Linked DNA regions of Homo sapiens: all the other regions are linked to region 1. The links are chromatin contacts, found by Hi-C or POLR2A ChIA-PET in ENCODE. All regions are on one chromosome and are shown on one strand. The core of a region is the stretch at or near the end of the contact, and the rest is flanking DNA. Distances in the headings are between cores, read along the strand shown.

Evidence for each region. A loop is a pair of places that touch in the nucleus more often than their neighbours do. ChIA-PET counts read pairs that join two places held with the same protein, here RNA polymerase II (POLR2A). Pooled maps may share reads with other maps.
Region 2: a loop to region 1 is called in a pooled map, with 7 times the contacts of the local background. The contact joins the promoter of ENHO here to the promoter of UBAP1 in region 1. A Hi-C loop is called at or near these places in 6 of 50 pooled maps. POLR2A ChIA-PET finds 5 or more read pairs at or near these places in 2 of 52 experiments (T-cell and activated CD4-positive, alpha-beta T cell).
Region 3: a loop to region 1 is called in a map of CD8-positive, alpha-beta T cell, with 8 times the contacts of the local background. The contact joins the promoter of CCL27 here to the promoter of UBAP1 in region 1. A Hi-C loop is called at or near these places in 3 of 168 maps with a recorded cell type or tissue (CD8-positive, alpha-beta T cell and naive thymus-derived CD4-positive, alpha-beta T cell) and 12 of 50 pooled maps.

Annotation. Positions count from the first base shown.
Region 1 is chr9:34,177,709-34,180,408 of GRCh38, forward strand. It overlaps UBAP1 (ubiquitin associated protein 1), which reads left to right and starts at 1,335. Exons shown (of 7, transcript NM_016525.5): 1 at 1,335-1,532. RefSeq lists enhancers at 384-1,342, 1,148-1,577, 1,343-2,299, 2,300-2,700.
Region 2 is chr9:34,521,589-34,524,288 of GRCh38, forward strand. ENHO (energy homeostasis associated) reads right to left here and starts at 1,402. Exons shown (of 2, transcript NM_198573.3): 1 at 1,189-1,402; 2 at 1-268. The coding sequence starts at 107. RefSeq lists an enhancer at 146-698 and silencers at 1,328-1,437, 1,458-1,827.
Region 3 is chr9:34,661,220-34,663,941 of GRCh38, forward strand. It overlaps CCL27 (C-C motif chemokine ligand 27), which reads right to left and starts at 1,438. Exons shown (of 3, transcript NM_006664.4): 1 at 1,345-1,438; 2 at 1,065-1,197; 3 at 671-860. The coding sequence starts at 1,414. The coding sequence ends at 725. It overlaps IL11RA (interleukin 11 receptor subunit alpha), which reads left to right. Exons shown (of 13, transcript NM_001142784.3): 13 at 263-683. The coding sequence ends at 279.

The DNA.
Region 1 (2,700 bases), core at 85-2,584:
AGATCTTGCTCTGTCACCCATGTTTGGAGTACACCAGCACAATCCTGGCTCACTGTAGCCTCGACCTCTCAGGCTCAAGTGATCCTCCTATCTCAGCCTCCTGAATAGTTAGGACCACAGGCACATGCCACCACGCCCAGATAATTTGAGTTTTTGTAGAGACAAGGTCTCACTATGTTGCCCAGGCTCACCTAATTTTTACCAAACTTTTTGTAGAGACGGGGGTCTCATGTTGCTTAAATTGGTCTTGAACTCCTGGGCTCAAGAGTCATCTTATTCAATTAATAATTCTCTGTCTCCTAATTCCAGCAGACATAGAAAGACACAGAAGGCCAGCGCCATGGCTCACGCCTACAATCCCAGCAATTTGGGAGACTGAGGCTTGAGCCCAGAAGTTTACCACCAGCCTGGGCAACATGGTGAGACCCCGTCTCTCCATATATATATATAAAATAATAAAAATTATCCGGGCGTGTTGGCATGTGGCTATAGTCCAAGCTACTCAGAAGGCTGAGGTGGGAGGATCACTTGAGCCCGACAGGTGGAGGTTGCAGGGTTGCAGTGCGCCAACATCGCGCCACTGCACTCCAGCCTAGGCGACAGAGCGAGACCCTGTCTCAAAAAAACAAAAAACACCCCAAACAGAAACAACAACAACAACAAAAACCCCCACAGAAGGCAGTGAAGGCTTGGGATAGGATTACCTGGTTTAAACCCATAGAATGTCAGAATTGAAGGAAGACTTAGAGGTCACCTTTGTTTTTTTTTCTTTTGATACAGAGTCGCGTTCCGTTGCCCACCTGGAGTGCAGTGGCGCGATCACGGCTACCGCAGCCTCGACCTCCCGGGCTCAAGCGACCCTCCTGCCTCGGCCTCTCAAAGTGCTGGAGTTACAGGCGTGAGCCACTGCGCCCGGCCTAGAAGTCACCTTTCAACTTAGTCCTCTATACATGGGAAAAGTGAGGTCCAGAAAGGGTATGAGTTGTACCAGGTCGCTGACCCTGAACAGAAGCTAGATGTCTTAATTCCCAAATAGGACTCGCTGCTAACTCTTTGGGCATACCTTCGCGATTCAAGGCTCTTGGGTTTCCCGCTTTGGCCGCCTCGCCAAACCCAAGTCTTACACTCTTAGTGACCCCCTCCTTTCCTCCTTCCCCCTTAGGTCAGCAGGGTTTACTCATTCCAATTGCAATGCTCCATGTTGCCGGAGTAGCTCCTCGCTAGAAGAGAGATTAGTTATGTCACCGTCGGCTCCTCCCATTGGTCCGGGCGTGTGGAGCGCGGCGCCATGACGTCAGACGCCCAAATGAGTGGGGCGGTGAGGGGAAGGAGGAGGGAAGTAGGACTTCAACATGGCGGCTGCGGCACTGGCGGTGGCTACGGTGACGGCCTGGCCCGGAGCGGGCAGAGTTGGAGGTGGTGGCGTTCGCTCTCCCTAGGGGCTGTCGGGAGCTCAGCGGGGACCGAGCCTGGGAGGCCGGCCGGTGCCAGCACCTTTCGGCTTCTGAGACGGCGGCAGCAGCGGCATTCAGGTGAGGGGGGCCTCCCTCTGGGGGAGGGGGAAGAGGGGCGGAGTTGGGGGAGGGGGGCTGGTACTGGGAGACTGGGAAACGGGATGGGGGGCCGAGCGAGGTGAAGGGCGCCGGAGCTAGGAGGTGGGAGGGAAAAGTGGCCGGAGATCCGCGATTCGGGGAGGATTCTGGGAGAAGGGTCGGAGTGAGGGGACCGGAGTTGAAGGGGCGGAGGGGAAGTGGGATGCGGAAAAATGAGTTCGGATTAAGGAGACTAATACCCTACTGGAAGACAGGCATAGTAGACATCTATCGGGCTGGACTGAGAACTCGGTGGGAACTAGAGGATGTCAGGGAGGGGGACCCAGATTTTAGTAAAGAAGGTGAGTGGTGGGGAGTTGAGGGTGAGCTGGGGACGTGCGGTGTAGATTTAGTTCTCCCTGAGGCAATGAGATTGGGGAGAAAAGGTGGAGACTAGACCAGAGGTGAGTGATCTTTGGGGATATCTTTGGCCTTGTCTGGTCTTCTCCAGGTATGTTTATCCGCCTTTTTTGTTTCTTGGGTGGAGGCTTACCTATACAGTCCACCTGGGCCTCAGGAACCGCCCCAGTCTTTCTTGTGGAACGTCAGGTTCATTTATTTGAGCTATATCAGTGATCTTTGACCTTTGTTGCCAAATGTAATTGTTTCCAGACTAGCGTCTTAAAAGTATGGTTGGGCATAAAAATACGTTTTATGTTAAACTGAAAAAAAAATTGTTACTTTTAGTCACCATGCAGTGTTGCGAAACCAGATTTGGTAATTTAGTTAAGTATTACGTATATTCTGTTCTAACTTTACTCGTTAGTGCTTTGTCTCTTCAGTTATTAGCATTTGAGAATTTGAATAGATATGATGGATGTTTTCCTTTTTAATTTTGTCAGATTTGATGGTGGGAAAAACAAGATACTTAGTCTTTAGTGATATATAGTTCTTTCTAGTTAATGTCCCAACCTAAACTAAAAGTTTCCGTATTGGCCGGGCGCTGTGGCTCACGTCTGAAATCCCAGCACTTTGGGAGGCCGAGGCGGGCGGATCACGAGGTCAAGAGTTCAAGACCAGCCTGACCAACATGTTGAAACCCTTTCTCTACTAAAAAGCCAGCCGGGCGTGGTGGCAGGCGCCTGTAATCCCAGCTACTCGGGTGGCC
Region 2 (2,700 bases), core at 152-2,651, 340 kb after region 1:
GAATGGCAGGCCCAGCAGAGGATGACCCAGAGCAGCAGCAGCAAGAAGCCCACGAGACCGTTGCAGACGATGGCGATGAGGGCCCCCTGGGAGATGGCTGCCCCCATGACAGGCAGCACCCTCAGACCAGCACAGACAGTGGAGCTGCCTCAATGGTGAGGCCCATGCCGAGGCAGGACTCTGGTATGGCCGGCCTTCAGAGGAGGCTGTGCTGTCTGCACGCTCAGTGATTCCTGGGCAGTGGAGATGTCTACCTGCAGTCCTGAGCCTGTTGGGGGTATACAGTAAAGGAGAGGGTGGTGAGGAGGAAGGGTGGGGTGAGGCCTAGGAGGAGAGAGGTAGGGAAGAGAGCCTCCCTCCCACATTTCTGGCCTCCCTGGTGAAAGACCTTGGGTCCCAACAGGCTCGAATACCCCACAGAGCCATCACCCCCATCCACAGGCTTGGTTCTGGCCACCTGAATGAGTGTGTAGCCACCGTGGGGAAGCTGCAGTAGGCAGCCGTCATCTCATTCTCCTTAGACCTGGTGGGCATGCCCTGGTCCTGCCCACCAAGCTTGCAGCCCTCAAAAGCCCTCTGTTGGTGGGTGGGATCCAGGAAGCCCCCAGCCCAAAAGGATGGGGGTTGTAAGCAGCTCTGGTGTGGCCTGGGCGCCTCCTCTCTCCCAGGACTCCAGCCAGCCCGACCAGGAGACCTCCAGAGGCGCCAGCTTGCACAGAGGGAACTTTGTGGAGGCCCTGGCAGGCATGTGCAGGCTCTGTGCGTCCAGGGCTGTGTGCCTCTATGTGGGGCTGCCTCTCTGGGTCAGGTGTGTGTGTGTGTCTGGTGTCTCACTGTCCCTCCGTTGGATGTGTGCCTGTGCCTCTGCACACCCACCTCTGTGTGTGTGGCTGCCTCTCCGTGTGTCCCCATCTCTGAGTATGTCTCCTCTATGTCTCATTTCTCTACCAGTGTGTCTCTGTGTATCTCTGCATCAGTCTCTGTGTCTCTCTCTCTCTTCCAGGCTGTATCCCCCTCTGTTCCCATGGACGTGTCCCTATCCCCTTCTCCGTGGGGTCTTTTCGGTGGTTCCTGTGTCTCTGTCTTTGTGTTCGTCTCTCTCCGCGGCAGTGTGTCTCTGTCTCTTTATCTCCATCTTCGGGTCGCGTGTTCTTGGCCCCCGTGCCCGTGGCGGGAGGCCCTTCTTACCTGAGTTGAGCCTGGTGCGCGCCCGCGGGAGGGTCCGGGGCAGCGGGATGCTCGGCGCCGACTAAGGCTTGGGAGCCTGCGGGCGGGGGGCGGCGGGAGGTGGGAGACCAGCAGAGGCGACGTCCGCTCCCCCGGCCCTCCCCCTCGGCCGCGCAGCCTCCACCGGCCGCTCCCGCCGCGGCGCGACCGGGGCGGCCTCTGCCGCGGGCGGTCTGCGGTGAGCGGGCACCTCCTCCCCTTGGGGCCGCACCTCCTCCGCGGCCGCGGCGCTCGCTCGCTCGGCAGCGCTCGGGCGGCGGCGGCGGGAGCTGCGCGGTGTTCGGCTGGGCTCGGCTGCGTTCGGTTGGGCTCGGCTGGGCTCGGCTACGTTCGGCTGGGCTCGGCCGGGCTCGGCGGCCAGCAAAAACAGCGAAGAGCCTCGCCTCCTGGGAGGCCGGCGGCCTGCGGCCCGGGGGCGGAGCCATCCCAGCGCCGCTGCCGCCACTCAATTGGCTGGCCGAACCCCGGTTCCCGCACCATTGGTGGTGCGCTGAGGTGGGGACCAGCCCGCCTCTCGTGCCGGCGCGGGGCGGGAGGAGGGCCGAAGGAGTAGCTGGCCCTGGATCCTTCCCGGGAGAGGGGATGGGGTGGGGGCAAGGCCTAACCTCTGGTAGGGATTTCTTGCACCTTCTACACCTGGAAGGGTTGTACACCCCACATCCGAGAAAGGCCAAGGCCTCTGCATTTCCACATGTGAGGAAACCACCCCTCTGTATCTGGGAGAGGTCTCTTAAGTAAGTCATCCGGAGGAAGGCCCCGCGTCCCCACACCTGGCAGGAGACTGAATCTCCTCACCTAGGGAACCGCCTATAGTGCAGTCCCGCACTTCCCTCTGCCACCTGGGTGTGGACTCTGCATTCCCACTTTAGAGGGCCCCAGGTTCCCTGGCCCTAAGAGGTGTGAAAATCTCTGGCAACACAGGTTCTTTGGACACATTTACTGAGTTCCTACCCAGTGTTGGTCGCAGGCTTGCTGCCAGGCTGTTGGGGAGTCTGGGACAGAAATGGAGTGTCCTGAGCGATGGTTCTGCCCTGGCTGGAATAGGTGCAGGCGTGGTGGAAATCCTGCCTTGCCATCCTAAAAGCTCCCCTAAGAAGAAGATAGCTTGGACAGGAGCAGTGAGGTAGACCTTGTCCTCCCCGACCTTCACAGGCCAGTGATTGTCACCTATTCTGATCCGGCCGTCTTCTCATCCCGCTCTACATGCTCTCCTTGGAGGATCACATCCCTGAAGCTATATCATGAAGACTCCCAGTGCTCCCAAGTCTAGCCTTAACTTCTCTCTGGAATCCTAGACTCATATAACTAAGTGCCTACTGTAATCGGGGCAGTATTGATTCCTGGTTCACTTACTAACTTTGTGATCTTGAGCAAGTTACTAAATCTCTCTTAGCCTCAGCTTCCTCATCTGTAAAATGGTTGTAATGCTACCTCTCAGGGTTGTTATTCACTAATTTATAGCAGATCGATCAC
Region 3 (2,722 bases), core at 188-2,687, 480 kb after region 1:
CTCAGAGCTGGATATTCATCCTTTTTTTTCAAGGTGTCTTGGATCAGTGCTAGGTCCCCTCCTTCATTCTTAATGTGCCTGGGCCCAGAGCTAGGTCCACTCCCGTATCTTCAGTGTGTTGAAGAGGCTCCCTCAGAGCTGGGCTCCTCTACTCATCTTCAGAGTGTTAAGCTTAGAACTGAGTCACCTCCCTCATTCTCAGGGTGTCTGGGCCAAGATCCGGTCTTACTGTCTCTCCTGATTTGCCTCCTGCTTCTTCTAGGAGCTCCAAACCTGTAGAGGACCCAGGAGGGCTTCGGCAGATTCCACCTATAATTCTGTCTTGCTGGTGTGGATAGAAACCAGGCAGGACAGTAGATCCCTATGGTTGGATCTCAGCTGGAAGTTCTGTTTGGAGCCCATTTCTGTGAGACCCTGTATTTCAAATTTGCAGCTGAAAGGTGCTTGTACCTCTGATTTCACCCCAGAGTTGGAGTTCTGCTCAAGGAACGTGTGTAATGTGTACATCTGTGTCCATGTGTGACCATGTGTCTGTGAGGCAGGGAACATGTATTCTCTGCATGCATGTATGTAGGTGCCTGGGGAGTGTGTGTGGGTCCTTGGCTCTTGGCCTTTCCCCTTGCAGGGGTTGTGCAGGTGTGAATAAAGAGAATAAGGAAGTTCTTGGAGATTATACTCAGAAATTATTATCCAATGCTGCTTTATTATTTGGCTATTGGGGGCTTCAGCCCATTTTCCTTAGCATCCCAAAATTCAGCTTGGGCAGAGTCCCATGGAGCTTTCTCTCTTGGTGCTCAAACCACTGTGACAGGCTGGGGTTCTGGGGGTGGATGCAGATGCTGCGTTGAGCCAGGTGAAGCCTGGGTAGAGAAAGGTCCAAAGCTATGACCATAGCTTGGGGATGAGATTAGGGTCATCCCCAATGACCCTAATTAGGGGTTAGGAGCAAGGACCAGATGAAAACCTGAGTTGGCAACAGAATTAGCAGTTAGGGCTGGGGTTGGGATCAGCATTAGGGGTTGGGACTGAGGTCAGAGTCAGGGGTATCAGGGGTGGGAGCTCACACGAAAGCCTGGAGGTGACAGTCCCCGTCAGCCTCCTGCAGTTCCACCTGGATGACCTTCCTCAGTAGCTTGTCTGAGAGTGGCTTTCGGTAGAGCTGAGTACAGCAGGCAGTGCTGGGTGGCAGTAGGAATGCTAGGGGCAACAGGGCCATGTGTTCAGAGGGATCCTGACCAAGAACCTCTCTGCCAGACAGCTGGAGGTTAGGTTGGATTTCCTGGGTCTTTTCAACTTCATCCCATTCACCCAGACCCCCAGCTTTCTATACCCCCAAGTACTCACCTGCTGTAGGGTCTGGGCTCAGGAGCAATGACAGCAGCAGGAGGCTGCAGAAGGTTGGGGGCCCCTTCATGTTGCTCAGCCTAGACTCTTCCTTCTCTCTCTCTCCTCCTCCCCTACCTTTTATCTGGGTGCCTTTTACCTGGGGCACTAGGTGAGTCAGAGGCAGTTGGAGATGTACTGTGTAACCTGTGACACTCCTGGGCCCTAATTCTCGGCCTGTTGCCACAGACTCCTTCCTCATCTAGGATAGCCATTTCCCATGTGCTCCTAAGCTCTGGGCAGTGAAGCTGGGGGAAGGATTAGTGTGTGATGTAGGGACTGATGGAACAGTGAGTAAGGGCAGTCAAGCATCCACAGCAGCATCTAATGATAGACATTCACACTCAAATACGCATAGCCACACATTCAAAGTCACTCCTCAATCACTTGGTCAACCTCACAAAGTCATACTCATGATCAGACAACCGTAGACAAAATTATATAGCCCCGGTTATACTCAAAGTCCCTCTCCCACCCAATTGTGTTTTCACAGTCATCCAATCACAAGCAAATTCACACTAGCACACACAGATTCTGACAGGGGAGTTGTGGGTGGGGTGGGAGCAGAGGGCAGGCAAGCACCAACTTGCCTTCACCTTCTCCTCCCCACTTCCTGGCTTGGCCTGCCTGTCTTATCAGAAGAAATGGATGGGAATGGGTCCCTAGAGCAGGCCCTTCTGGCTGAGGAGGGTTCTTGGCTGAGGCCAGCCCCATTCAGAGAAGCTGGGGGAAGGCCCTTTATGGTAATATTAAGGGTGTTTTGGAGATGCTGAGGTGGGGCAGCTTTCCCCAGGATGATGAGACAGGGAGGAAAGGTGGGGTAGATAAGGAGGGAAGATAAAAGCTCTTTGGTGCTAGGTTACTGTTGTCAAAACAGGTAAAAGGCCCAGTGAATCTTACCTTCCTGTTTTTGTCTAGTCCTGTTCCAGGAATGCCAACCTCTTGCCAGCAGGGGCCTAGGGTCTCCAGATCCAGTCCCTGACTTGTTGAAGACATTGGACTCAAGCACTCAATTACATCTTTGTTTTACTCAAATTCCAGCCTCCTTCCTGGGCCTGGAGGAACATCCCCTCTCCCTACCCGGGTTCAGTCACACCCTCATGTCCAACTGCTATACCCCCTGCATCCCACCCTCCAGCTATAGCCGCTTCTCTCCTAATCCCATACCCAGCTGTCACTCCGTTCTTTACCCCCTCCCTGCAATGCAAAGCTCCTATTCATCTTTATCCAGTCCTTTCCAGGAAGCTGGGAGCTGCCTAGGGTGGGGGTATGCTGCCAAGTTCAGTGCCCCTGGCTCCTTTAAGAATTTCCCACTCCTGGTCCAGGGATCTCAATCTGC